Linked DNA regions of Homo sapiens: region 1 is linked to region 2. Evidence: chromatin loops called from intact Hi-C (ENCODE). Cell type or tissue: heart left ventricle. All regions are shown on one strand. Each heading gives the region's core, and the rest is flanking DNA. Links, peaks and the distances in the headings are about the cores only. Region 1 holds the start of DGCR5 (DiGeorge syndrome critical region gene 5). Region 2 has its middle 7.5 kb from the start of RTN4R.

The links. Peaks named below come from ENCODE experiments on the same cell type or tissue, not always from the same donor. Only the 100,000 strongest peaks of a DNase experiment are listed, where the experiment ranks them.
Region 1: it touches region 2 in a loop (26-fold over the local background); 4 of 110 quality-filtered maps call a loop at or near these places.

Annotation. Positions count from the first base shown.
Region 1 is chr22:18,961,380-18,975,972 of GRCh38, forward strand. It overlaps DGCR5 (DiGeorge syndrome critical region gene 5), which reads left to right and starts at 9,089. Exons shown (of 6, transcript NR_110533.2): 1 at 9,089-9,279. RefSeq lists an enhancer at 8,170-9,001. In heart left ventricle, for the core only: no CTCF peak of the experiment used is centred there; DNase peaks (open chromatin) are centred at 6,552 and 6,972; H3K4me3 peaks cover 669 bases; H3K27me3 peaks cover 2,836 bases.
Region 2 is chr22:20,268,566-20,283,158 of GRCh38, forward strand. No RefSeq gene overlaps it. Among named protein-coding and RNA genes, the nearest start is that of RTN4R, 7.5 kb to the left of the region's middle. RefSeq lists a silencer at 1-16 and enhancers at 6,099-6,599, 13,627-14,366, 14,367-14,593. In heart left ventricle, for the core only: no CTCF peak of the experiment used is centred there; no DNase peak of the experiment used is centred there.

The DNA of each region.
Region 1 (14,593 bases), core at 3,807-11,806, 1.3 Mb before region 2:
GCTGCTGGCTCCTCCACACCACACTCGGCCCCCAGCAGACAGGCAACAGGGGCCTTGTCCCACTGTAGCTGTGGTCAGGTGGTCCAGGGCTAGACGGTCCTATGGGGAGCTGAGGCCCCCACCTCGAGATCTCCCTGCCCAAGACACCAGTGGGGTTGGGGTGGGTCAAAGGCCTGTTCCTCCAGGGCCCATAGCAGGGGCTTCTTAATCTGAGGGTGAGAGGGTTTGGGAGGTGACACCCCAACTCCCACCCCAATTCTCACCCTCCACTTCTCACCCCACAAGCTATCACCATGACTGCCCACCTCCACTTCTCACCCCCACCTCTCACCCCTACCTCTCACCTGCCGCTCTCACCTACCACTTCTCACCCCCAATTCACACCCCTACCTCTCACCTGCCGCTCTCACCTACCACATCTCACCCCCAATTCACACCCCTACCTCTCACTCACACCTCTCACCCACACCTCTCACCTTCCAGCTCACTCCCTCTATTTCTCCCCTCTCAACCTCTTCCTTCTCTGAGCTCAGCCTCCACTGAAAAGGTGGCCTTTTCCCCAGATAGCTGGGCAGGGGCTGGACCGGACAGATTGCTGGCAGGGGAGGCACACTTGCTCTTCTTTGGTGAGAGTGGCTCTTGCCTCCTATGATCCTGGAGCTCAGGCCTGTCCAGCGCCCCTCCTGGAGGCAGCAGGGTGGGTGTGTTCCTGCAGACATGGACAGCCCACCTTGGCACTCAGGGCCCAGCAATCCAGCCCCTCCTCCAGGCAGCCATCCTGGATCACTCCTCGCTGCTTTAGCTGACTGGCATCTCAGCACCTCCCCAGGGAATGTCCCCAGGCCCTGCAAACTCAGTCCTGTCAGCCCCCAGCCCGCTCTGGGACCCCTCAGGAATGCTCCTTTCCTCGAGTCTTCTTCCTCCCACGGCCTCCATTCCCGTGGATTCTCCCTGCTAGGAAGTAGATCTCATCCCGTTTCACCATCAGGGAAACTGAGGCTGGGAAGGTAAAGGTACTGCCCAGAGCCATGCCTGTGGGAGGGCTGGGACTTGCTGGTGGCCTGTGAAGGTTGGGCAGGGGTGGATGGCTGGAGTCCCCAGGACCACCAGGACCACACCTGGCAGTGGAGGCCTAGGGTGAGGGACTGGGGCTGAGCAGGGCCTCTGTGCTGCCACTGTTGAATGTGACACAGCTCCTGAGAAGCAAGACCAGAGACAAGTTAAGCAGGCCTCTGCTAATGGGGCGCTAACAAAGACAAGAAGGGTGAGCAGGCATCAGGAGCGCTTGGGGACTCGCGGTGGGACAGCCATGAGAACTCAGCCCACAGCCATGTCAGTGGTGGCAAGGAGAGGACGGATGTCAGCTGTTTTTTATTTTATTTTATTTTATTTTTTATTATTTTATTTTATTTTGTTTTATTATTTTTCTAGAGGGTCTTGCTCTGTTGCCCAGGCTGAAGTACAGTGGCATGATCAGGGCTCACTCGAACTCCTGGCTAACATGATCCTCCTGCCTCAGCTCCCAAGTAGCGGAGACTACAGGCGTGCACCATAACAGCCAGATAATTTTATTTTTTTAATTTTTGTAGAGACTGGGACTCACTATGTTCCCCAGGCTAGTCCCGAACTTCTAGCCTCAAGGGATTCTCCCTGCTCTGCCTTCCAAAATGCTGGGATCACAGGTGTGAGTCACTACAGTTAGCCTGTTTTATTTTAAAATATATATATTTCCTGTTTTGAATGGGTATCCTCTCCTTCCACCCCATCCCCAGCGACCTGACACCCCCAGCTGTACCTGCAGGCGGTCCCCCTCCTCACCCCCACTAGACGTATCTGTGAGTGCCTCACCCCGGCCCCACCAGACCTGCAGGCCTCTCCCTGCCCTCCAACAGCCAGACCTGTGGGAGCCCCTAAGCAGCCCCCCTAGGGAACCCCCAGCCTGATGCGGCTGCCATCCCTGTGGGTGAGGGGCAGCATCTCACTGCAGCTTAGATCTGCGTGTTTCTCACTCTGAGTGAAGGTCAGCAGCGGGTGATGGGAGGTTCCTTTCATGCCTTTGCCCATTTTTCTCTTGGGCTGTTGCTCTTTTTCTTACTGATTTGTATTGAGAACCAAAAACGGCCCTTTGTGAACTGAGTTGCCGATGTTTTTACCCTTTGTTGGTTATCATTTTATGGTGGTTTTTTTCTCTCCATGCATCTGCCTTTTATTTTCACGAGGTTGAATATACCCATCTTTTACTTTATGGCTTCTGGGTTTTGTATAATTCTTAGAGTGACTAAAGATTGGTTTTTTGCCATCCATGCTTTCTTCTAGGAGTTTTATGGTTTCATTTTTACTTTTTAAATCTTAGTTCCACTTGGAACTTGTTTTAGCGTCAAGGAGTGAGGTAGGAATCCAAATGTTTCCTCCATATGTCAATTCCGTTGTCTTAAGGCCAAGTGTTGATTGTATATGTGGGATTATTTGTTGAATATTCCATCTCTCCTCTTGGATTTGACCTGCCTCTTCTCATATTTGCATTTGAGCCTCTTTCTGGACTCTTTCCCATCGTGTGACTGTCCAGGGTCTGTGTTAATTATCATGGTCTTAGAATATAAGGCGTTTCAGGATGTGACATGGCCCATCTCTCTCCGTATGCTCCTTCTTTCATGTGAACTTCACAATTGCTCTGGATGGGCCTCCTGATTCATTCAAGGAACAAGCCGTCAGGCTTCAGCCAGGCCAGAGAATGGGCCGTGGGTCCCAGCACTGGGCTTTCATCTGGGTTCCATCCCATTGGCCTGTGCCCCAGGGCCTGGCTCCTCGGGACTCAGCCAGTCCTGCCGGTGGAGTGCGCAGGCGTGACGCTGAGTGCTGGACTCTGTTTCCACGCGAGGCCTTGGGGTGGAGGGGTGTCTCAAGGGAGTGGCCAAGGCAGAGGACCCTCTTTCTGGATGTCCTCACTTGCCCATGGGAAGGGAGGTGGTCCTGGCTGAGCCACAAGGCCCTGCAGGCCCAGGCCCTGCACACATGCACCTTGGCAGAGCCAGCCAGAGAGGCCTGATGACCAGAGCACCCAAGCGGCAAGGGCAGGCAGGAGTGCCCAGGAGGGAGCCAAGCTGTGGCCGCTCTGCTGAGCCATCCGTTCCAGCAGGCAGCAGGCAGCGGACTGAGAATGCTCAGTTCAGAACTCGAGCCTGGGCATGAACCGGAGCCTCCAGAAACCTGCCCCTTAAGCGGGCCGGCTAAGAGTGGCAGCTGGGAGCTGGAGACCCAGGACACAGGCAGCCCCCAGCAGCCCATGTGGCCTCTTCTCAGCCACACCCCGAGGGCCCCGGGCTCTGCTCCCACCATGGCCGGCCTCCTGGGAGCCCCTCGCCTGGCTGGATGGGCCAGTGAGGCGGTGGCATTGAGCAGAGGGTGGTGGGGCCGGCAGACCCCAGATGTCCTGACACAGGCTAGGAGAAGCGCCTCCAAGGCTGGCAGCAAACCCCAGCCAGCCTATATAGTCAGCAGGAATCCTGGCTAAAAATACCCCAGTCTCAGAGGCCCACCAGCTGCTGCAGTCTCAGAACCCCCTCCTCACGCTGGGCACTGCCCATGTGCCCCTCCACCTCCCTTGCAGGCAATAAGGCCTGCGGACACAGGAGGAAACTCAGGCCCTGTGCCAGCAAGTCCTAGCCCCAGGGCCTGGCCTCCAGGACTGCCCACAGAGGCCCCCATCTTACTGCAAGGCCAGGGCTGGCCCCGCCCTGCTCTGCACCCGTGAGCCTGGGCAGGGGTCAGGGCAGGCCCCATCAGGACCAGCTCGGGCAGGGGCGCAGGCTCTGCTGGCCCCACCCTGCACAGCTCCCTGTCCCATGGCTCTCAGAGGCAGAGCCACTGGCTGGGGGGCAGAGCCCCAAGGACTTGGTCTGAGTCACCATGGCAGAATGTGGGGTGCTAGGTGGGCTCTTCCCAGTCACCCCTGTGGGCTTCAAGTGACCACACGGCATGGCTATGCCCTTTATCCTGGAATCACTGGCTGGGGAACTCAGGCCAAGGCCCACCTCCCCGGGGCTCAGTTTCCCCACCTGTACCCAGTGGGGATATGTGGAATAGGGGTCCAGTAAAGGTATACGGGGTGTTACAGCTTGCCTCTCAGAGTGTTTGTTGAGTGACTAAATGAATGAGGAAGTGAGCAGATGAAGGCAGTGAGGGAGGCTGTGAAGGGTGGGACCACTGCGCTCAGAGCAAGCCCTCAGCCTCTCCATCTGGGAAACGGAACAAACCTGCATGCCGCATGGATCATGGTGGCCCAGAGTGGGGTGCCCAGGGACCCAGGGAGCTCCTACAAGAGCAAGGCTGGGCACTAGCCAGCCAAGGCATCCTAGGGACCATCTCACTGTGGCCCCAAGGTGGGTTTGGCGGTCCACCCTGCCTTCCACTCCCCACCCACTCCTGCTGACAGCTATCGCCATGCCTTCCCTGCCTTCCCTGCTCCACTGGGAGCTCGTGGGTGCTTTCAACAGGTGCCCCTCCCCCCCAACCCAGGTTTGACTGCCTGCTGGGCTCCTGGTGTTAACAGCAGCTCCCAATTTAGCTGTCACTGCCAGGTGGGTGGCTCTAGAAGGATCCGTACTCCCTGCAGGGGTGGGGGAGGGGCGTGAAGCCACAGCGGATGCCTTGGGCACAGCCCAGGGACCCCCACCTTCCGGAGCTCTGCCCCTGCACCAGATTTGTGCCTACAGGGACCAGAAGCCTCCTACTCCCCAGCCCCACCCAGCCGGCCTCCCCAGAGAGAGGCCACCAAGTTGGTTGTGCCCACTGAGAGAAGACCCTGAGCCCATCTGCTGGCGAACACAAGTGGCCCGAGCTCATCTCAAGGTCCAGGAACCCTGGGGACTCACCCCTTCCTCTGGGCACCAGGAAGAGTGGTGGACCAGGGGTCCAGGTGCCAGCCTGGCATGTCCCACTTGGTCGAGTGTCCTTTCATCTCTGTTCAGGTTCCCATCCTGGAGATGGGCCACAAGGGATCCAGTCCAGGGCTGGGGGAGGCAGCCCTGTGGGAGGAGGCCCTTGCTAGTGAAGGGTCAGAGGCATTTGGAGATGGGCAGGCCCAGTGGGATTCTTGGGGCCACTGCCAGGATTTGGTTGTCGGTCCCTTCCTTGTGCCAGCCCCCTTTGCTGCTGCGTGTGGCTTTGATGAATAAGAGATGAGGAAGCATATTAATTATGGCTTAACATGCACCAAAGTTGGGCAGAGGGACTCCTAGGGATGGGAGTCCTCAGGGGTGCAGAACTGATGGGGGAAGACCAGGACACCCTCTGCAGCCCTGGGGATGGGGGATGGTGAGAGGCTTCTGGAGGAGGCAGAGGCTGTGGGCAAAGAGAGGGCTGAGAGAGGCTGCCAAGACGTGGGTCCACCTAAGCTCCCCAGACCTCCTTCTCTGGTCTGGAAAATGGGTGGTGGTAGTAGTGTCTACACTGCAGGACTGAATGGGATGACTCACTCAGCAGGCCTGGCACAGAGTCCTCTCGGGCCTTGGGCATGCAGCCACCCTCTGTGGTGAGAGCAGATGGCAGGCTGACGCCCCCCAGCTCCCTGGCACCGGGACCACATCCCTAGCCGCCCACTCAGAGTGCAGGGAAGGGTTGGTCACATTGACACGCTTGGGCAGCAGGCATGTGCTTGCCGCATGACCTTCTAGCTTCCTTCCTGGTCTCTCCTTGCATTGGCCTGGAGTGGCCCAGAATGTGTGGAGCAAAGACCCAATTTCCTTGCTGCCCATCCCTCCCCAGGAGACACCGAGGGCCTGGATGTCCGTGAGAACCGCACAGGCATGCCAAGGAAAGCCATGGCACGCCTATCTCTCCAGGCGGGAGATGAGCCTCCCGAAGCCCTGGGAAGAAGGGACCTTCCAAGGAGGCTGAACCGTGTCCCTGTCAGCCCAAGACGGGCCACTGCGAAAGGTCCCCTCATCTCAAGCTGGCTTCTATGGGCAGGCATGGAGTTTTGAGTGAAAACCCTGCATGATCCTCTCAGGGGACAGGAGGGGTGAACAAAGGAGGGACAGTGACCAGCTGACCAGGCCCTGAGGCATTAGCGTCTGCCTCGTCCACATGCTGTGCAAGCTCAGCGAGGCCAAGGGGCTGGGCCGAGGTCACACAGCTGGGCAGGGCCCTCATGACCGGCATGCTGGTCGTGGAGGCCGAGCCCCAGGTTGGGGGTGGGGGTGGGAGGTGAGGCAGCCCCTGGCCTCACTGGAGGGGGGTGGTGGGCTGGGGAAGCTGGCAAAGGATGTGCCCTACATGGTGGGTGTGAGGTGGGGAACGATTCGGGCAGATGCCCGTGTGGCCCTGCTGACCCAGTCCAGGCAGGGTGTGACAGGTCTGCCCAGCCCTGAGGTCACAGCTGTCTGCAGTCTCCAGCTCACTCCTGATCCCCAGGGCCACGTGTCCAGAAAGCCTGGGAGCTTGCATCAGCTGGGCACAGATGGCCTGTCCTCCCAGCACCCCTGCTGGGGCTTCCTAGGAACTGACTGGTGTAGACTCCGGGCAGCAGACGGCCAGGCTCTGCCCACAGGGTCCCTGGCTCCTCCCATGAGGTGACCCGATAGAACTGGCTGTGCCCCTTGACCAGGGGCTCCAGCCCTTGTCAAGCCCTCCCTGCTAGCCCCTCACCAGCCGTCAGCTGCCCTCCCTCCCTTGCCCGTTGGGCCCTGGGGGGGTGATGGCTCCGCGGTCGCCTGCCCAGAGAGTACACCACTCCCCATGCTGCCCCCCGACCTGGCTACACCCTGAAAAATGTGGCTTACCAAACCCTCCCACATGCACAGCCTGAGAAGCGGGCTGTGCCTTGCTGGTAGCAGACCGACCGGCTGCCTAGCCCTGCTCAACTCTGCCTCTGCACCCCCATAACTCCCTATCAGCGCTGGCCCACACCTAATCGTTCCAGCTAGCACCCAGGAGTGGGCTCAGCTTCCAGTGGGGAGGGCGCTGGCCAAGGTGCTGACCGAGGTGGCGGACACAGGAAACCAGCCGGTCCCCCAGCGCTCCCTCTGTGGGCCTTGGGCCTGCTCCCACTGCACAGACAGGTGGGGAGGTGGAGGCCCAGGTCCCAGCCCAGAGCAGCTGGGAACAGCCGGACTTGATGGCTGGAGAGGGCTGTGGTGCCAGAAGCCTCCAGGTTAGCCCTGGCTCCCCATTTCCCCCCATGCCCATCCCATGCCCCAGAATGGTCACTTTGGCTGCTGCAGGAGGGGTGGGAGGGGCTTTAAACCTATGAGATAGGGTGTGGGGTCACAATCTTCAATTGTAGTGGGCCGCTCTGGGTCACTGGTAATTGAAGAGACGCCTGCATAGTAAGCACGCAAGTGTCCTCTCAAGCCCTCTCTGCAAGCACAGAGCAGCCCGAGACTGGAGCCTGGTCCACCCCAGCGCTGTCCTCAGACTGATGGTCAGTGCCTCATGACTCATCTAGGGTCTGATACATCCCTGTGGTGAGAGCTCAGTTCCTAGTCTAGGGGCTGCTGCGTGCAGGGACCCTGGAGGAAGAATGCTTGTTTAGGGGTCAGGCCTCAGCCTCCCACTGGCTCTGTCAGCTTCGCCTGAGGTTCCCCATCTGTGCAATGGGTGATGACATCTTGGTGTGGCTCTGGGAGGACCTGTTGAGCCACCTCAGGGGCTGAGCTGGTGGCACTCGGCAGCCAGCACCCTCTGGGGAGGTGGCAGTGTGTGCACAGCCCACCCCTTCAGGAGGCCAGGGGACAGAGTGGCTGGGGGTGTCTGGGCCCCACCTCACCTTCTGTGTGGCTGGGAATGGCATGCACTCCACAATGCCCTCATAAGCCTAGGCTGGGACAAGGGTGATAGGGATAAAGCAGGCCAAGGTGATGAGGGCCACAGAGCGGCAGCCAGAGGCATGTGGGCAGTGCAGCCTCCACACCAGGCAGAGGGCCCGGCCAGCATGGCTCCACCCTGGGAAGCTGCCTGCCACTGGGATCAGATGGGAGCACCAGGGCTCTGGGAGGTCCTCACTTCCTCTGGACAAGGCAGGCAGGTCACCAGCCCTGTGCCCTGCTCATCTCCCTCAGGGCCACCTCCATGGCCAGGGGCAGGCAGAGAGCACAGGGCTGCCCAGTCACCAGGTCTCTCTGCTTCATATCAGTGGACCTGGGCTCTGAGGGGAGCCATCAAGACCTCAGGCTGGCCCACTCCGTCCTTGAGTCAGGGTCCTACAGACTGACACCAGGTTGGCCTGCAAGACCCTGGTCCTGTCATGCAGGGTGGGCCTGGGGAGGACCCAGCCCAGCTGAGCTGACTCCCAGCACTCCTCCAGGTGCAGGGACAGCCTGGCAGTTGTCTGAAGACCCCGGGATGGGCTTAGGAGCTCATCATCATCGGATGCCCCCCGAGCAGAAGACGGAGAAGGAACACCCCCACCCTGTGTGGTGTGTGTAGGGGTGTCACTGGGTTCTCTGGCTCCATGACGCCCCCCCGGCCCCGCTGGGGGCTGGCTTAGTAGAGTGGGGGATGATACTAAGCAGGCGGCCTCGGAGAGCGTCTTCTGGGTTTGGAGGCCACATTCCGCAGGAAGGAAGAGGTGGGGGACCCCTGCAGGGTTATGGGTAACATCAGGCCTGGGTCCCCTCCCTGGGGTGGTGCAGAGAGGGCCACAAAGGCCCAAGAGGGCCCCCAGAACGCTCTTAAGCCTTGAGCCTGTTTCTTACTGAAAAATGGGGGCGATCGTGCTCCAGCAAGGGGCTTCTGTGCAGGGGGCGGGGGGGGGCGGGGGGTTCATGGGTTTCGTGAGGCCAGGAAGCGAGTGGGTCGCGCAGAGGCCATCCCCAGGCCTCAATGGCCCCAGCCGCCATCCCCTCCGCCGCCTGCAGGGCCGCCGCCTCTTCAGGAATGCGCGGCTTTGTCTAGGGCCGGGTGGGCTGAGCACCTCCTGCTGCCCGGCCTACGCTCCCCGGCCAGCCGCGCCGCTCACGCCCCAACTTGGGCCCGCGCCCCCCAGCCCCCGCCCAGGCCCGCGCCCCCCAGCCCCCGCCCAGGCAGGCGCCTGCGCCCAGGTGAGGGCCCCGCCCGCCGCCGCCTCCCGCGCCCTGCGCGCCCGCGGCCCGAGCCCCGCCCGAGCCGGGCGGAGCGGAGCGCGCGGAGCCTAGACCCGCTGCCGGGCCGGGGCTGGGCCGGAGCGGCGGCGCCTGGATGCCGGCCCGGGGCTGGGCCGGAGACTGGCGCCCGCCCCGAAGCGACTTTCGGTCCCCGACCCGCTCCGCCTGACCCCTATGATGAAGAGGGCGTCCACTGGAGGTGAGTGTCCACGCGGCGCCAGAGCCCAGCAGGCGGCGGGGCGCAGAGCGGGGTGGTTCGCCCCTCCTCGGAGCCGCAGGGCCCGTCCAGGGCTTCCAAGGCTGGGGAAGCGTAGCCGGGCGGCCGGGAGGGCCACCGCAGTGCCGCGCCAGGCTGGGGCCAAGGGCGCCCCGGCCCCGGGAGGGCGGAGCCGGAGGCAGCAGGAAAAGTTGCCGCTTCCCGGGTAAGTTGACGGCGATGGCGGGGCCGGGGGTGGCGGCCCGGGGGTCCCCGAGGCTGGGCCAGGTCCGGGGTGGGGGCCGCGGGCTGGAAGGACGGGGTCCGGCCTCGGCGCCGCGGCCACGAAGGGGTTAATGAGCGGGTTTTTTTGCAGAAACGCGGGTACCGAGAGTAGGTGGAGGTATCGGGCCGCCTCCGCCCCCGCCTCGCGGACTGGGCTCAGAACCTCCCGTTTTTCTGAGGTCAGGCCTCAGGGGGATCAATGGGGGCGTTGGCGGCAGTAGAGGGCGTGGGGGACAAGGTTGTCCCAACGCTGCCTCCAGGGCGGGCGGTGAGAGGAGGCAGCAATGCCCAGACATCCGCAGCCCGAGGGACATTGAGAGGCTTGGCTGGGGGAATCAGGGGTGGTGGGGCAATCAGCATCCCCTCCCTGGCAGCCTTCGTGAGACTCCCCCGCCCCACTGGGTGTGAGGTCCCGCAGTGGGGGGCAAGGGAGGGTGGGCTCCATGTGAGTTGGGCATGCCCTGCCTGGAGGGTGCTCCCCAGGTGCCCACCCAGGCTGCCCTGCTGATGTCCATGGTGTCGCAGGCTGCACACACGTTTCCTTGCACGTGCACATGTCTACACGGACTGCACACTTGCACACCTCTGGTGCACATGCGTGCCAGCGCCACCCCAGTGTACACATGCACGAACACTGGGTGCACACACGGACTCTGAGGGTGCATATCTGTGTCCTCGCCCCCGCTTGCACGCCCACGGCCACACATGCATGTACGCGACATGCCTGCTGTGGTCTCCACGGGTGGCACATGCTGGGGCCCCTTTCACAATACCCACTCCCGCACCCACATGCTCGTCTGTTGAGTGGGGAGGCCAGGCCCACAGACAGGGGCAAGACATCCTGGGCCCCACCTCTGCCTGCCTGCCTCCGTGTCCTGGGGGTCCCCGCCTCGGGCGTGTGTGCGTGTGTGTAACTTGGTATGCATCTGCACGTGTGTCTGTGCGCGTGATCATGTGTGCCTGCGAGCACATAGGCATATGTCTCTTTGCCTCCAGGGTGTGGGTGCCCCTTGTGTGCCTAGACAGGCTGTGGCCTAATCTGGAGCAGAGGCCCTGGAATGTGTGTTGGGGGCTCATTGAATGCCCCCAGCCCAGGGTGTGAGGGGCAGGGTCTCCCAGCCACTCCGCACCCACCAGGGCTGAGGCAGTGATAGATGATGGTGGGCTGGAACCTGTCTGGTCAGGGAAGACCCATTTCAGGCCATGAGGTCAACACTGTGACCAACAGGCCAGACCCTGGGCACCCTTGGTGGCCGCTGCAGCTTGGCTGACTGGAGCACGTGACCCAGCGTGACTGCAGAGGCCCCGCCTCCAGTACCTCAGTTTCTCCATGGTGAGGACCTTCTTGGTGAGGGGTTCCGTGGTGGGCTCCCCTACCTCCGGTGTTGTGTAGGGTGCTGAGCAGATGGATGCCATGCTGCATGATGGGCAAGGGTGGCCCACTAGCACTGTGGCAAGGGCCCTGGGCTGGGGCTTCAATTGGCAGGCCACACCTCCTGCTCCCCTGGCCACCACCAGAGGCTCATCTATAGAGTGGGGACCAGCAGGTTATCCTTGTAGGTTGTGTGAGGGTGAAACATACTAGCAGAGGGGCAGCTGAAGCAGTGGGGCTGGCCAGTCTCTTTTTCTAAGCCTCAGTCTTCCCATCTATAAAGGGGGTACTGTTCCCTGTTCTTCTCTACTGAGGTGAGGAGGAAGTGAGCTCCCATGCCGGGGGTGGGAATGGGTGGCCATCAGCACCTAGACCCCACCTGGCAGAGGGGCACGTGCAGGGCCTGCCGTGGCAGAACCGTGACCTGGATTTGGGTCCTGGCTCAGCCACCTGCTGGCAGTGTGACCTTGGGTGTGACAGGTCACCTCTCTGCCTCAGTCTTCCTCACCTGCACCATGGGCCAGTGGTCAGGGATTATCGGGGCACTTCCAGGCTGAGGCTGGGCGGAATTGGCCCGGCTTTCCCTGTGGAGTTCCGACTCTGGTGCTTCTGCCTCAGAATGCCCAGAACACCTCCCCACACCCCAACTCAGCAGAGTCCTCCTGGGACCTTTGCATGGCCAGCTGGCCCCTCACCCCATCCATTTGCAGAAGGGACAATAAAAGCCCCTAGTCAGGCAACTCAGGCCACAGGTGAGTGGAGAGGGGACAGGGCAGGGATGCTGCCCAGCTTGGGAGACCCTCCCATAGTACCTTCACTCCCTCCCTGCCCTCCCCCTGTTCCTCACCTGGGGGTCTGTGGAACCCCTGAGCCTCAGTTTCCCTGTGCCAGGGTCCTTCCACTGGGACTGGCAGAAACGTAGGTTTGCATGGAGTGAGAAGCAGGGGAGAGGTTGAGGGAGGGCCTGGCCCAGCAGGTCTCTGAAAGCCAGAGGGCTTGTGGAGGGTCTATGGAGGACACCCCCACAGGGGCTGGGGCCCTGGAAGGTGGGGGAAGGTCCTGTTGTCCTGGGAGGCTGGGGACTGGCCCACAGCCTGTGGAGGGGCTGGGGTTTGTTTGCTGTTGCTGTGAGTGACAGGCAGGCTGTGAGGGCCAGGGCATGTGGGACCGTGCCCTCCGCCTCCCTCTGCCCAAGGACAGTGCAGCCTTGTAGCACTGCCCTCTCCTCGTCCCTGCCCCAGCCTTGAATTCATGCTTTGTGGCACGGACGGCCCTGTGCAGCCGGTGCAACACCAGGAGGGTCCAGCTGGTGAGGACAGGACGGGTGGGAGGCAGAGGAGCCCTCCTGCTGTCCTGGGCCTGTGGCCCGGAACCTCTCACCGGGAGCCTTGGTCTGTGCACCTGGGAAAGGGGTCAAGAACAGGAAGCATACGGGGAGTTTCAGGATGACCTGGAAATGAACAAATGCATGTGTGAGCCAGGCGCCCTGCCCGGCCCTGGCACAGGGTTAGTGAGGGCTCCCGACGCTTGGCTACTGTCTGATCAATGAGGTTCATGCCGTCCCGCCCCCATTCTGGCAAGCCTGACCTCTGATCCCCAGGCTGGCCTGCCTGACCCTCTGCAGCCACCCAGGGCCTGGGCTTTGGGGTCTGCAGGAGCCGGCCTGGCTGCCTGCTGCCTCTGCAGCTGTGCAGATGCCCTCTCGGGGCCCTCTCTGCACCCCTCAGTGTCCCTGCTCTGCAGCCTGGCTGCACCCAGGCCAAGGTCACAGGCACCCTCCTCGAAGCCAGATCCCAGATGCTGCATTTGCCCCAACTGTCCGTTCACTTTCTCATTTGTTCATTCATTTGCTTGTTCGTTCCTAGCCTGTCAGATTCTCTTCTGAGCCAGGCAAATCAAGGGGTGCAATCCTTGGCATCGTGCATCTCTAGGATTAAATGCTTTAAAGGATAGGAGGTAACAGAGTGGCCCCGGGGAAGCCCGATCGGAGTGGCGGGCATGCTACCCCACCCTGCAAATCTCCCTGCACTGTCCCTGGGGCCCAGCTGGGTTCCCCACACCAGTTGTTCTGTGCTGCCGTTTCTTCTTTTATCGCTGTATTTTAAACACTTTGCACATCGGGAACTATTCTTGTGCATCGTGGGTTTTCTGGTGTGTGTGGAATCCCTTCCTGAGAATGCACCATCATTTATTTATCCAAACCTGCACCGGCCTCCTGCACTGCCTGCAGCCGTGGAGCTGGGCACCGGGAGATGCAGCTCTGCACACCCACCCCACCATGTCCTCAGCTGGCACCCACCAGGTCTAGGGGCTGGTCACGTGCCTCTCCCCTGATGCTTGAGCTGATTTCAGGGGACTCGGCAGCAGGGCCAGATCCCGCCCCTCCTAGCCAGCTGAGGCCTTTGACAACCGTGGGCTGGCCGGGTGGGTGATGGTGAGTGAGTAGAGTCTGGGCATCCATTTGTGCAGTGGGTGCCTTGGGGCCGCCTCTCCTCTCCCTCTTTCACACAGCCTCTGGTCTTGCCCGCTATGGCCTGCGGGGCCTCTTCTGCGGGGCAGCAGGGCAGCGGGGCATGGGGTAATGCTGACACTGTTCTGCAGCTGTGTCCTGTCCAATGGAGGCAACCCACGGCAGCCAGACCAGGAGGTGGAGAAGAAAGGCAGGGCTGTTGGCACACCTCGAGAGTGGCCTTAGGAGAGGCTGAGTGGGCACAGGCCAGGGTCCCCATGTAGTTCTACACAGGCCTGGCAGGCGGTAAGCCCCATTCAGGGCCCTGGCACATGGAGCCGGGCTGATCTGGGAGTGAAGTGTCAGGTGCTGACCCAGCCTCACTCAGAGCAGCCTGCCCTGGGCCCCCGGGTGCCTCTTGGCTCTCCAGTCGGCACCCTGGCATTCTTAGCTGGCTGTCACGGGTCACGGTCCATGGAGTTGAAATTCTTTGGAATGTTGGGGGTATCACATAAGGGCTTTGTGGTCAAATGTGGGACCTGCTGGAATAAATGGTGCTGATGGTGCTCCTTTCCCGCAGGGCATCTTGGGCTCTGTTTTGGAGAGGGGTGGGCAGCACCTTCTCTGAGAGGCACCCCTATGCGATGTACCTCAGGGCCTGGTGTGCCCAGGAACCTGTTTTGGGAAACAGTGGTTGAAGTGCCTCGGAGGACCAGAGGAGACCTGTGGGCCTCCAGCAAGTGCCCCAGGATGGGTAGACCCTGCCACACAAACCCCGCACCCACGGGGCGCCCAGTGGGTGGAGGGACCACTGCTTCCCCCAGCAGTTTGAGGCGATGTGCAAATTTAACCTTTGGATTTATGACTCAATTTCTTTGTAGCAAATGTCACGGGAAATGTCAGGCCAAGGCTGAGGCTGGGTGAGGGGCCCGTCGAGGAAGCGGGTAGGGCTAGGCAGGCTAGAGTACCGAGGAGGGGCTCAGGCCAGGGTGGGCTTCAGGCCCCTCACCTCCTCCTGGGAGCCTTCCTGGATTGTCCCTTGCTTGCCTGGATCCCCGGCACTGTGTCCTCAATTTGTCCCAGCTATCACAACCTTGTTGAGATGTTGCCTTTATTTGCCTTCTACCAGGGCCCAGATGAGGCCAGCTCGGGGACATGCCAGAAGTCCCCCATTCCCCAAGGCTGGGCAGCCATGGGATCAGCTTGTGCAG
Region 2 (14,593 bases), core at 829-8,828:
AGGAATGGCCTCTGCCTGACCCACTCCCTTCCTGGCCTCACGAAACCCATGAATCCCCCGCCCCCTGCACAGAAGCCCCTTGCTGCAGCACGATCGCCCCCATTTTTCAGTAAGAAACAGGCTCAGGGCTTAAGAGAGTTCTGGGGGCCCTCCTGGGCCTTTGTGGCCCTCTCTGCACCATCCTAGAGAAGGGACCTAGGCCTGATGTTACCCGTAACCCTGCAGGGGTCCCCCACCTCTTCCCTTCTGCGGAATGGGGGCTCCAAACCCAGAAGACGCTCTCCGAGGTCACCTGCTTAGTATCCCCCCACTCTACCAAGCCAGCCCCCCACGGGCGGTGTGAGGCATGGGGCCAGAGAATCCAGTGACGCCCCTGCACACACCACACAGGGGTGCAGGTGTCCCTTCTCAATCTTCTGCTCGGGGCACCTACCGGGCCTCACCGATGAGCTCCTAAGTGCATCCCGGGGTCTTCAGACAACTGCCAGGCTGCCCCTGCACCTGGAGAAGTGCTGGGAGTCAGCTCAGCCGGGCTGGGTCCTCCCCAGGCCCACCCTGCATGAGAGGACCATGCAGATGAGGGTCTTGCAGGCCCACCTGGTGTCAGTCTGTAGGACCCTGACTCAAGGACGGAGTGGGCCAGCCTGATGCCTTGATGGCCCCCCTCAGAGCCCAGGTCCACTGATATGAAGCAGAGAGACCTGGTGACTGGGCACCCCTGTGCCCTCTGCCTGCCCCTGGCCATGGAGGTGGCCCTGAGGGAGATGAGCAGGGCGCAGGGCCGGTGACCTGCCTGCCTTGTGCAGAGGAAGTGAGGACCTCCCAGAGCCCTGGTGCTCCCATCTGATCCCAGTGGCAGGCAGCTTCGCAGGGTGGAGCCATGCTGGGTGGGCCCTCTGCCTGGTGTGGAGGCTGCACTGCCCACATGCCTCTGGCTGCCGCTCTGTGGCCCTCATCACTTTGGCCTGCTTTATCCCTATCACCCTTGTCCCAGCCTAGGCTTATGAGGGCATTGTGGAGTGCATGCCATTCCCAGCCACACAGAAGGTGAGGTGGGGCCCAGACACCCCCAGCCACTCTGTCCCCTGGCCTCCTGAAGGGGTGGGCTGTGCACACACTGCCACCTCCCCAGAGGGTGCTGGCTGCCGAGTGCCACCAGCTCAGCCCCTGAGGTGGCTCAACAGGTCCTCCCAGAGCCACACCAAGACGTCATCACCCATTGCACAGATAGGGAACCTCAGGCGAAGCTCACAGAGCCAGTGGGAGGCTGAGGCCTGACCCCCAGACAAGCATTCTTCTCCAGGGTCCCTGCACACAGCAGCCCCCAGGCTAGGAACTGAGCTCTCTCCACAGGGATGTATCAGACCCTAGATGAGTCACGTGGCACTGACCATCAGTCTGAGGACAGCGCTGGGGTGGACCAGGCTCCAGTCTCGGGCTGCTCTGTGCTTGCAGAAAGGCCTTGAGAGGACACTTGCTTGCTTACTCCGCAGGCGTCTCTTCAATTACCAGTGACCCAGAGCAGCCCACTATAGCTGAAGATTGTGACCCCACACCCTATCTCATAGGTTTAAAGCCCCTCCCACCCCTCCTGCCGCAGCCGAAGTGACCATTCTGGGGCATGGGATGGGCATGGGGTGAAATGGGGAGCAGGGGTGGCCCTGGAGGCTTCTGGCACCAGCACCCTCTCCAGCCACCAACCTGGCTGTTCCCGGTTGCTCTGCGCTGGGACCTGGGCCTCCACCTCCCCACAGGTCTCTGCATGGGAGCAGGGCTGAGGCCTGCAGAGGGAGCGCTGGGGGATGGGCTGGTTTCCTGTGTCCGCCACCTCGGTCAGCACGTTGGCCAGCACCCTCCCCACTGGAAGCTGGGCCCACTCCTGGGTGCTAGCTGGGATGGTTAGGCGTCGGCCAGCGCTGATAGGGAGTTATGGGGGTGCAGAGGCAGAGTTGAGCAGGGCTAGGCAGCCGGTGGGTCTGCTACCAGCAAGGCACAGCCCACTTCTCAGGCTGCGCATGTGGGAGGGTTTGGTAAGCCACATTTTTCAGGGTGTAGCCGGGTGAGGGGTAGCATGGGGAGTGGTGTACTCTTTGGGCAGGCGACCACGGAGCCATCACCCCCCAGGGCCCAACGGGCAAGAAGGGGAGCAGCTGACGGCTGGTGAGGGGCTAGCAGGGAGGGCTTGACAAGGGCTGGAGCCCCTGGTCAAGGGGCACAACCAGTTCTATCGGGTCACCTTGTGGGAGGAGCCAGGGACCCTGTGGGCAGAGCCTGGCCGTCTGCTGCCCGGAGTCTACACCAGTCAGTTCCTAGGAAGCCCCATCAGGGGTGCTGGGAGGACAGGCCATCTGTGCCCAGCTGATGCAAGCTCCCAGGCTTTCTGGACACGTGGCCCTGGGGATCAGGAGTGAGCTGGAGACTGCAGACAGCTGTGCCCTCAGGGCCACACAGACCTGTCACACCCTGCCTGGACTGGGTCAGCAGGGCCACACGGGCATCTGCCCGAATCGTTCCCCACCTCACACCCACCATGTGGGGCACATTCTTTGCCAGCTTCCCCAGCCCACCACCCCTCTACAGTGAGGCCAGGGGCTGTCTCACCTCCCACCCACACCCACACCCAAAATGTGGGGCTCAGCCTCCACGACCAGCATGCCGGTCATGAGGGCCCTGCCCAGCTGTGTGACCTCAGCCCAGTCCCTTGGCCTCGCTGAGCTTGCACAGCATGTGGACGAGGCAGACGCTAATGCCTCAGGTCCTGGTCAGCTGGTCACCATCCCTCCTTTGTTCACCTCGCCTGTCCCCTGAGAGGATCATGCAGGGTTTTCACTCAAAACTCCAGGACTGCCCATAGAAGCCAGCTTGAGATGAGGGGAACTTTCGCGGTGGCCTGTCTTGGGCTGACAGGGACACGGTTCAGCCTCCTTGGAAGGTCACTGCTTCCCAGGGCTTGGGAAGACTCATCTCCTGCCTGGAGAGATAGGCGTGCCATGGCTTTCCTTGGCATGCCTGTGCGGTACTCACGGACATCCAGGCCCTCAGTGTCTCCTGGGGAGGGATGGGGCAGCAAGGAAACTGGGTCTTTGCTCCACACATTCTGGGCCACTCCAGGCCAATGCAAGGAGAGACCAAGAAGGAAGCTAGAAGGTCATGTGGCAAGCACATGCCTGCTGCCCAAGTGTGTCAATGTGACTGACCTTCCCTGCACTCTGAGTGGGCGGCTGGGGATGTGGTCCCAGTGCCAGGGAGCTGGGGGGTGTTGGCCTGCCATCTGCTCTCACCATGGAGGGCGGCTGCATGCCCAAGGCCTAAGAGGACTCTGTGCCAGGCCTGCTGAGTGAGTCATCCCATTCAATCCTACAGTGTAGACACTACTACCACTACCCATTTTCCAGACCAGAGAAGGAGGTCTGGGGAGCTTAGGTGGACCCACATCTTGGCAGCCCCTTTCTGCCCTCTCTTTGTCCACAGCCTCCGCCTCCTCCAGAAGCCTCTCACCATCCCCCATCCCCGGGGCTGCAGAGGGTGTCCTGGCCTTCCCCTATCAGCTCTGCACCCCTGAGGACTCCCATCCCTAGGAGTCCCTCTGCCCAACTTTGGTGCATGTTAAGCCATAATTAATCTGCTTCCTCATCTCTTATTCATCAAAGCCACAGCAGCAGCAAAGGGGGCTGGCACAAGGAAGGGACCGACAACCAAACCCTGGCAGTGGCCCCAAGAATCCCACTGGGCCTGCCCATCTCCAAATGCCTCTGACCCTTCACTAGCGAGGGCCTCCTCCCACAGAATGGCATCCTGGATTGTGCCACACTAGGCAGGCCCCCTGACGGACCATGCGCACCTCCCACCACCTGGAGGCTGCTGGGGACCGTCAATGGGACGTATGCATTGCACAGTGATGGCCCTTACCTCTGCGTCCCCCAGCCCTGGACTGGATCCCTTGTGGCCCATCTCCAGGATGGGAGCCTGAACGGAGATGAAAGGACACTCGGCCAAGTGGGACATGCCAGGCTGGCACCTGGACCCTGGTCCGCCACTCTTCCTGGTGCCTAGAGGAAGGGGTGAGTCCCCAGGGCTCCTGGACCTTGAGATGAGCCTCGGGCCACTTGTGTTTGCCAGCAGATGGGCTCAGGGTCTTCTCTCAGTGGGCACAACCGAGTTGGTGGCCTCTCTCTGGGGAGGCCGGCTGGTGGGGGCTGGGGAGTAGGCGGCTTCTGGTCCCTGAAGGCCCAAATCTGGTGCAGGGGCAGAGCTCCGGAAGGCGGGGGTCCCTGGGCTGTGCCCAAGGCATCCGCTGTGGCTTCACGCCCCTCCCCCGCCCCTGCAGGGAGTGTGGATCCTTCTAGAGCCACCCACCTGGCAGTGACAGCTAAATTGGGAGCCGCTGTTCACACCAGGAGCCCAGCGGGCAGTCAAAACCGGGTCGGGGGGGAGGGGCACCCGCTGAAAACACCCACAAGCTCCCAGTGGGGCAGGGAAGGCAGGGAAGGCATGGTGATAGCTGTCAGCAGGAGTGGGTGGGGAGTGGAAGGCAGGGTAGACCGCCAAACCCATCTTGGGGCCATAGTGAGATGGCCCCTGGGATGCTTCGGCTGGCCAGTGCCCAGCCTTGCTCTTGTAGGAGCTCCCTGGGCCCCTGGGTTCCCCACTCTGGGCCACCACAATCCATGCAGCATGCAGGTTTGTTCCGTTTCCCAGATGGAGAGGCTGAGGGCTTACCACAGGGTTCCGTCAAGGACGCAAAAGGGCCAGCCTGACTCTGAGCTCAGTAGCCCCACCCTCCACAGCCTCCCTTGCCGCCTTCATCTGCTCACTTCCTCAGTCACTCAACAAACACTCTGGGAGGCAGACTGTAACACCCTGCATACCTCTGCTGGACCCCCATTCCACATATCCCCACTGGTTACAGGTGGGGAAACTGAGTGCCTGGGAGGCGGGCCTTGGCCTGAGTCCCCCAGTCAGTGATTCCAGGATAAAGGGCATAGCCATGCCATTTGGTCACTTGAAGCCCACAGGGGTGACTGGGAAGAGCCCACCTAGCACCCCACATTCTGCTAGGGTGACTCAGACCAAGTCCTTGGGGCTCTGCCCCCCAGCCAGTGGCTCTGCCTCTGAGAGCCATGGGACAGGGAGCTGTGCAGGGTGGGGCCAGCAGAGCCTGTGCCCCTGCCTGAGCTAGTCGTGATGGGGCCTGCCCTGACCCCTTCCCAGGCTCATGGGTGCGGAGCAGGGCGGGGCCTTACAGTGAGATGGGGGCCTCTGTGGGCAGTCCTGGAGGCCAGGCCCTGGGGCTGGGACTCACTGGCACAGGGCCTAAGTTTCCTCCTGTGTCCGCAGGCCTTATTGCCTGCAAGGGAGGTGGAGGGGCACAGGGGCGGTGCCCAGCGTGAGGAGGGGGCTCTGAGGAGGCTGCAGCAGCCGGCAGGCCTCTGAGACTGGGATATTTTTAGCCAGGATTCCTGCTGACGGTCCAGGCTGGCCGGGGTTTGCTGCCAGCCTTAGAGGCGCTTCTCCTAGTCTGTGTCCGGACATCTGGGGTCTGCTGGCCCCACCCACCCTCTGCTCAATGCCCCCGCCCCACTGGCCCATCCAGCCAGGCGAGGGGCTCCCAGGAGGCCGGCCATGGTGGGAGCAGAGCCTGGGGCCCTCGGGGTGTGGCTGAGAAGAGGCCACATGGGCTGCTGGGGGCTGCCTGTGTCCTGGGTCTCCAGCTCCCAGCTGCCACTCTTAGCCGACCCGCTTAAGGGGCAGGTTTCTGGAGGCTCCGGTTCATGCCCAGGCTCGAGTTCTGAACTGAGCATTCTCAGTCCGCTGCCTGCTGCCTGCTGGAACGGATGGCTCAGCAGAGCGGCCACAGCTTGGCTCCCTCCTGGGCACTCCTGCCTGCCCTTGCCGCTTAGGTGCTCTGGTCATCAGGCCTCTCTGGCTGGCTCTACCAAGGTGCATGTGTGCAGGGCCTGGGCTTGCAGGGCCTTGTGGCTCAGCCAGGACCACCTCCCTTCCCATGGGCAAGTGAGGACATCCAGAAAGAGGGTCCTCTGCCTCGGCCACTCCCTTGGGACACCCCTCCACCCCAAGGCCTCTCGTGGAAACAGAGTCCAGCACTCAGCGTCATGCCTATGCACTCCACCGGCAGGACTGGCTGAGTCCCGAGGAGCCAGGCCCTGGGGCACAGGCCAATCGGATGGAACCCAGATGAAAGCCCAGTGCTGGGACCCACGGCCCATTCTCTGGCCTGGCTGAAGCCTGATGGCTTGTTCCTTGAATGAATCAGGAGGCCCATCCAGAGCAATTGTGAAGTTCACATGAAAGAATGAACGTACGGAGAGAGATGGGCCATGTCGCATCCTGAAACGCCTTATATTCTAAGACCATGATAATTAACACAGACCCTGGACAGTCACACGATGGGAAAGAGTCCAGAAAGAGGCTCAAATGCAAATATGAGAAGAGGCAGGTCAAATCCAAGAGGAGAGATGGAATATTCAACAAATAATCCCACATATACAATCAACACTTGGCCTTAAGACAACGGAATTGACATATGGAGGAAACATTTGGATTCCTACCTCACTCCTTGACGCTAAAACAAGTTCCAAGTGGAACTAAGATTTAAAAAGTAAAAATGAAACCATAAAACTCCTAGAAGAAAGCATGGATGGCAAAAAACCAATCTTGAGTCACTCTAAGAATTATACAAAACCCAGAAGCCATGAAGTAAAAGATGGGTATATTCAACCTCGTGAAAATAAAAGGCAGATGCATGGAGAGAAAAAAACCACCATAAAATGATAACCAACAAAGGGTAAAAACATCGGCAACTCAGTTCACAAAGGGCCGTTTTTGGTTCTCAATACAAATCAGTAAGAAAAAGAGCAACAGCCCAAGAGAAAAATGGGCAAAGGCATGAAAGGAACCTCCCATCACCCCCTGCTGACCTTCACTCAGAGTGAGAAACATGCGGATCTAAGCTGCAGTGAGATGCTGCCCCTCACCCACAGGGATGGCAGCCGCATCAGGCTGGGGGTTCCCTAGGGGGGCTGCTTAGGGGCTCCCACAGGTCTGGCTGTTGGAGGGCAGGGAGAGGCCTGCGGGTCTGGTGGGGCCGGGGTGAGGCACTCACAGATATGTCTAGTGGGGGTGAGGAGGGGGACCGCCTGCAGGTACAGCTGGGGGTGTCAGGTCGCTGGGGATGGGGTGGAAGGAGAGGATACCCATTCAAAACAGGAAATATATATATTTTAAAGTAAAACAGGCTAAGTGCAGTGACTCACACCTGTGATCCCAGCAGAGCGGGGAGAATCCCTTGAGGCTAGAAGTTCGGGACTAGCCTGGGGAACATAGTGAGTCCCAGTCTCTATAAAAATTAAAAAATAAAATTATCTGGCTGTTACGATGCACGCCTGTAGTCTCCGCTACTTGGGAGCTGAGGCGGGAGGATCACGTTAGCCCAGGAGTTCGAGGCTGCAGTGAGCCATGATTGTGCCACTGCACTTCAGCCTGGGCAACAGAGCAAGACCCTCTAGAAAAATAATTAAAAAAAAATAAAAATAAATATAAAATAAAATAAAAACCAGCTGACATCCATCCTCTCCTTGCCACCACTGACATGGCCGTGGGCCGAGTTCTCATGGCCATCCCACCGCGAGTCCCCAAGCGCTCCTGATGCCTGCTCACCCTTCTTGTCTTTGTTAGCGCCCCGTTAGCAGAGGCCTGCTTAACTTGTCTCTGGTCTTGCTTCTCAGGAGCCGTGTCACATTCAACAGTGGCAGCACAGAGGCCCTGCTCAGCCCCAGTCCCTCACCCTAGGCCTCCACTGCCAGATGTGGTCCTGGTGGTCCTGCGGACTCAAGCTGTCCCCCCCTGCCCAACCTTCACAGGCCACCAGCAAGTCCCAGGCCTCCCACAGGCATGGCTCTGGGCAGTATCTTTACCTTCCCAGCCTCAGTTTCCCTGATGGTGAAACAGGGTGAGATCTACTTCCTAGCAGAGAATCCGGGGGAATGGAGGCCGTGGGAGGAAGAGGACTTGAGGAAAGGAGCATTCCTGAGGGGTCCCAGAGCGGGCTGGGGCTGACAGGACTGAGTTTGCAGGGCCTGGGGACATTCCCTGGGGAGGTGCTAAGATGCCGGTCAGCTAGAGCAGCGGGGAGTGATCCAGGATGGCTGCCCGGATGAGGGGCTGGGTCGCTGGTCCCTGAGTGCCAAGGTGGTCTGTCCATGTCTGCAGGAACACACCCACCCTGCTGCCTCCAGGAGGGGTGCTGGACAGGCCTGAGCTCCAGGATCATAGGAGGCAAGAGCCACTCTCACCAAAGAACAGCAAGTGTGCCTCCCCTGCCAGCAATCTGTCCGGTCCAGCCCCTGCCCAGCTATCTGGGGAAAAGGCCACCTTTTCAGTGGAGGCTGAGCTCAGGGCAGGAAGAGGTTGAGAGGGGAGAAATGGAGTGAGAACTGGAAGGTGAGAGGTGTGAGTGAGAGGTAGGGGTGTGAATTGGGGGTGAGATGTGGTAGGTGAGAGCGGCAGGTGAGAGGTAGGGATGAGAGGTGGGGGTGAGAAGTGGAGGTGGGCAGTCATGGTGATAGCTTGTGGGGTGAGAAGTGGAGGGTGAGAATTGGGGTGGGAGTTGGGGTGTCACCTCCCAAACCCTCTCACCCTCAGATTAAGAAGCCCCTCCTATGGGCCCTGGAGGAACAGGCCTTTGACCCACCCCAACCCCACTGGTGTCTTGGGCAGGGAGATCTCGAGGTGGGGGCCTCAGCTCCCCGTAGGACCGTCTAGCCCTGGACCACCTGACCACAGCTACAGTGGGACAAGGCCCCTGTTGCCTGTCTGCTGGGGGCCGAGCGTGGTATGGAGGAGCCAGCAGCCCCCGCCTTCATCACAGAGGAGGAATCCGAGGCCCAGGAGGGTGTCTCTGGCACCCAACACGTGAGACCCTTTGAAAATCCCCCGAGTGTGTGGGGGGCTGGGATGAACATCTGGGGGCGGCAGCAGCAGGTGGCCCACCTGGCCAAACACACTCCTGTGTCCCCTTGTTTTTGGCAATTTCAATGACCAAAATCAGATCCTGGTATGGAGAAAAAGACATCGGTAAGGACGAAGGAAATGTGAACACTGCATGGACGATGGCTGATAATAGTGTGCCGCTATTGGCTCAGCAACTCTAACCTACCAATGCCAGATGCTCACAACGGTGAAACTGGTGTGTGGTAGATGCGATCTCTCTGTACTGTCTTCTCAATTTTTCAGCAAAGATAAAACTGTTCTAAAGTTGAAAAGTTTATTAAAAAAAAAAAAAGAAAAAAGACGGGCTTATTAGCAAAAATCTGAGATAGAACCAAGCAGTAGGGCCCAGCCCACCCCCCGCTCAGGGCGCACCAGCAGTACCCCTCTCTCAGGGACATGGCCAGGCCTGGGCCACTCCGAAGAGCTCTTCCTGGTGCTGGGGGGCCTGGTGGGTTTATTCCACCTGTCAGTCTCACTGCAAAGTGTGGCAGTGGAGTCTGAGTTAGGCTGACTCTTACCCTGCCAAGGACACCCCTGCACTCAGGACCCAGCCCCGGCCCCCTTGCCCTGTGGGCTGGAGGCGACCCTGTGTGCAGATGGCAGATGGAGGGGCATGGTGCTGTTGCTCTCAGGTCAGGGGCAGCAGCCTCAGCCCTGACCAGCCCTCTCCTGCGTGGTTGTGGTTGGGTCTCCTGGTCTCTGGCCTCCTTTCCATTCCAACCTGTAGAAAACAGTGTGGTGGGGGATGCTCGGCCTGCAGATCAGACAGGCCGGGGTCAAAGCCCCGAACTACCACCTGAACTAGTCCTGGCCGAGTGGCGCTGATGCTCTAGGCCGAGGGCCCCCTTGACAGAACAGCCATCATCTAGCTCCGCCGCAGGGTAGGGGAGGTGGCAGTGTGGGCCGCAGCCCTCGGCTGAAGCGGGGGCCAAGCGGGGCTCTGCCTGGTGCAGGGGGTTTCCTCTATGGGGCAGGGGCTCCCAAATTAGCCCTGGTGACATCTGGAGCTCACCTCTGGGGGCTCTGGGGGCTGAGAGAGCAGGCGGGGCCCAGTTCTATCAATCATCTGCCTTGTTCCTGGGGGATCGCGGTCAGTCCCAGCCTCCCCACAAGTCCTGGGGCGGGGCAGGCCTGCTGGAAACCCAAGATGCAGAGAAGAGCGCCAAGCACCTGAGACAGGGCTCTGAGCACGGAAGGCAAGGACGCCTCCCTCAGCCTCAGCTGGGGAGCCAGTGGCCCTGCATGCACTTTCTCCCGTCTGGGGAGCCTGAGCCCTGACCCAGTCCCGAGGCCCATGTGTGCACAAAAGCCCCCTGCTTTCTCACCCAGGACACTGGCGATCAGTGGGTAGGCGAGCCGGAGCCCAGCTGCTGCGCTCCCTTCCCTGCCAGGACCGGGCCAGCTGCATCCTCATGCCTGGGTTTCAGGGCTTCTCGGGGGATGTGATGGCACTGCCTGAGGATGTGGGATCCTTCCACTGAAAAGGGCCACACGGCTGTCCCCAGCACCCTTCCAGAAGGGACAACCCACTCCTGGGAGGTCTTAATGTAGACATCGAGGTCCCCCGAGCTTCCTCCATGGCCTGGCCACTTCACAACCATATTTCTTTATGTTCCACGCGCCTTGCCTGCTCCACGGCCAGGACCAGGGCCACCATCTTTGCAGCCGGTGAAGGGACAGCTGCCGTGGGCTGGGCTGCTGAGGCAGGACAGGGGTCCGGGCCAGGGAGGGGTGGATGGAGGCCAAGGATGGGCCCCTTGGAGACAGCCTTGGGGTGCAGCCGGCTCTGCCACCTCTCCCTGGCTTCCTTCCCTCCAACCTGTGACTCCTGGGAAGTCCCTGATGGGCCAGCCACTTGGGGCCGGGAAGTAACTGTGGTGTGTGGTGGTCACCCTCACCAGAGTTCATGGGGTGGAGCAAGGGGGAAGAATCTCCCCCAAAATCAGGTGTCTTGTTCCCAGGCCCAGCACAGAGACCTGGCCCCCAGACATCTCTGGACATTTGTTAAGAGTGGACAACTGCTTCCATTACACAGGAGAGGAAACCGAGGCTCTAAGGGGTCCCAGACTTGCCTGGCTGCCACAGTGAGCAGGCAACAAATACCAAGTGGCTGCCGCAATGGGGTAGGTGGGAGGCAGTGGCTGAACCAGAAAGTGCTGCTGTCGATTCTGCTGGTTGCATGAGTCTTAGGAGATCATCAAAGGGCAGATTGTGGGGAGATAAAAAGTATGAGTGGGGAACAGGATTGGGGGGAGCAGAAGAGCCTCAAAGACCCTGCGACATTCTCAACGTCTCGATGGTGACTCAGAGATAGCTCCAACCCGCATGGCGGGCAGAGTGCGGAGGGGACGGCTTTGTGGCTGGATTAGTCATCCCGGTGCAGCTCACCCCAAATCCCGGCTTCCAGCCCTGGGCCGTCCATGCTGGGATGGAGGAAGGGCAGCCTCTCCGCAGGGCCACGTCCTGGAGCCTGATAACCTGGCCAGCACACTGTGCAAATGGTGCATGAGACAGGGAGTTGGCTCTGTGTTCCCCACGGTGGCCAAGGGACCAGCTGTGCCTCAGTTTCCCTTATTCTATCAAACTTTGAAGAAGGTCCCGTAAAAGCGCATCTGTTTCCAGGGTAGGGGCCAGAGTCAGCCACCCACACCAGAGTGAGAATTGGTGGGTGCCCTAGCCCTGGCAGGATCTGGCATTTTGCTGGACGGAGAGAGGAGGCAGCACCCACTGGGGCTCGGGCAACCATCCCGGCTACCCCCGCCCCGGCCCGCCAGGAGAGGAGGGAAGCCTTGAAGTGCCAGGCCTTTGAATCGCCCATCTCCATGGCAACGCGTGGGCACAAAGGGCCGGGCCGGCGAGCAGGCGGCGGCTGCGCAAGCTGGAAGGAGGAAGGGAATCTTTTATTTATGGGGAGGGAGAGTCGGGGAGCCAGGCTGCGCCCACGCTCAGGGCCAGGCCGCAGTCTTGAGGCTGGGCCCCCTGCCCCATAGCCAGGGCCTCTGAGCAGCACCTGCCCACACACCCCTGACCCTCCGTGCCTGGCTGGGTGGACGGAGCATGGGCAAATGGAGGGCAGAATGGAGTGAGTGTCCAGCATGCACCCAACCTGGAGATCGGCCCAGAGGGTCCCTGGGAGCCTGCCATCCTCCATACCCCAGTCTCTGTGATGCGGGCACCCGGGCAGATACCATGCTGAGAGCCAGCTGGGCCTGCAGTGAGGAAACGTAGCCCAAAGCAGACTGCAGAGCTGGAACTCAGGTGGGGCTGCTGCCATAGGCTCTGAAGACAGCGCAGGAGACCGGGAGGGGTCACCAGTGCCAAGGCCCTGAGGCAAGCCAGAGCTGGGAGCATCTGAGGATGGGCATTAGCGTGGGGCTCCAGGGTACAGCCGGTCCACTGCAGGCAGCCTGGCCTCCCCAGAGACCCAGCCACGGCTCCTCACCTTGGACAGGGGGCCCTGGGCCTTGGGCATCAAATGACCTGCTTGCCGCGGTGGAGGCTGCCATACCAGGACGCCGGCCCACGGCCTCCAGCGGCCCGTCCCCACCTTCCCAAGCCCCTCCCCTCATGGCTCACACCCTGTTCCCTGAGCCCCCAAACATGGGAAATGGCACCTGTTGTGCCCCAGCGGGGGAATTCTGACCCCAGACCCTGGGGCCAGTGCAGAAACCACCACTGTATCAGATTTTATTTCATCTAAAAAATATCTGAGCCAGATTGAAAGCAGCGGGGAAAGGGTCCCATGGCTGCTTCCCCCAGCCCCACCCTCCACAGGCCCTGGGCCCTCCCAGCCCCCATTTCCTTTCCTTGAGAAAGTCTAAAGTGGGGCAATATTTTGTGAAATTGGAGGCACCACGTTGGAAATTCCAAACCCGTGTGTACGATGAGCTGCACGCGCGTTTTGAACCTGCCCTGGTTTTGAGCTGAGGGAAGCGGAGGGTGCAGGAGTTGCCCACTCCAGAGGCCCTGGGTGTGCATGAGGAGCCCTGAGGCTGGGCCGAGAGCCGCTTGTGGGAGGCACTGTGCCCCCTGCCCCCGAGATCAGGGCCTGGGTGCCCAGGACACTACAGACCTTTTGGGGATCCTGGGGGTTGGGAAGCCTAGAGCTGGAACCCACAGGCCAGAGTCTGAGCTTTCATCCCCCACCCCCGAAGACGCTCCCCCAGCCACTGCCTGCGCATCGGGGGAGACAAGCTCCCCCCACGCCCACCTTGCCTCCAGCAGGGCTGTTCCTCCCCTCATCTGCTGGCATCAGTTTTTTCTTTAACTGAGCCCCATGCTGGGGAAGGGAGAGCTCCAGGGGACCAGGCAGCAGAGAGGGGAGGAGAGAAGCCATCAAACAGGCCGGGGGCTGGGAGGCCATGCACTCAGCATAGAGCCCCACATGGCAGCAGGGGGCTGGATGGCCGGCTTAGAGCCCATTCTCTCCTGGACACTGTTCTGGAATGGCCCCTGGCCCCTCCGTTCCAAAGATGGGACCCTCCGGTCCCCGGGGACCCGGGATGATGTCCCCCAAACCACCTCTCTTCCCAGACTTCATCAATGGCAATGAATGGTGCATCCTGGCTGGGGCCGCCGCCCCTCACTGTGAGACTTCAGCCCAGACGAGCGCCCAGCCCCTCCTGGGGTCTCAGATAGTCAGAAAGAAAGGCTCACGGCTGCCATGCACTTCCACAGGACTTTGTGGTTCCTCCTGCACCCCCGGTGATGCTTTCATCCCTCTCCAGCACCATTCCAGAGGCCAGAAAACCATGATGTTTGGGGTCAAACAGCTGGGAGAGGCAGTTGGAACTCAGGCCAGGCCTGTCTGACTGGACAGTGCAGAGACTGGGACCATGCTCCCCTACAAGTGCTGTCAGTGCACCCTCGATGCCCCCCAGAGCTTGCCATGCCCCGACAGTCCCTTCATGGCCAAAGTGTTCCCTGGCACAGGATACCCTGGGGTGCCATGTCTGCAAGAGCTCACACCCTTCTCTCCCCAGCTGCTGCTAACTGCTGCCAGAGGTGGGAGTGTGGAGGGCTCGGGGCCTCTTCACCCTCCCTGCACCAACTCAGCTCCAGAACATTCCCAGCAGTGAGAAGAGGGTGGCCACTGTGCTGCAGCCCCAAGGGATGGGCAAGGCCATGCCAGCTGGAGTCATCCATGTCCCCTTGGACATGGTGGCCTCATTCAGAGGGCAGCATGGAGGAAGGTGCAATGAGGGTGGCTACCAGAGACAGTGGAGATGAGGCAGTCAGGAAGCCCAGGGACAGGACTGGAGGGGACACACGGCCAGCCTGGGACAGGGCATGAGGCCTTTGTTCTGCGTGCTGTGGCATACGGTGTTGGCTCTGGCCCTGGCCCATCTTTTGTTAGTGGTAGGAGGGTGCTCCTTTAATCAGCCAACTCTTTGTTTCAAATTGCCCCTGTCCTTGAAAACACTGCTTCAGGGAAGCGTGAGACAAAGCCAGTTCAGTGGGGTGCCTACCTGGCCAGCAGCCCTCATCCGCAGGGGCTGCTCCTGGGGCACGTGCCAGAATCAGACAGTCCCACCGTCATGCAGGTGCTGGGGCCTTCAGTCAGCAGGACCAGGCAGCCCATGTC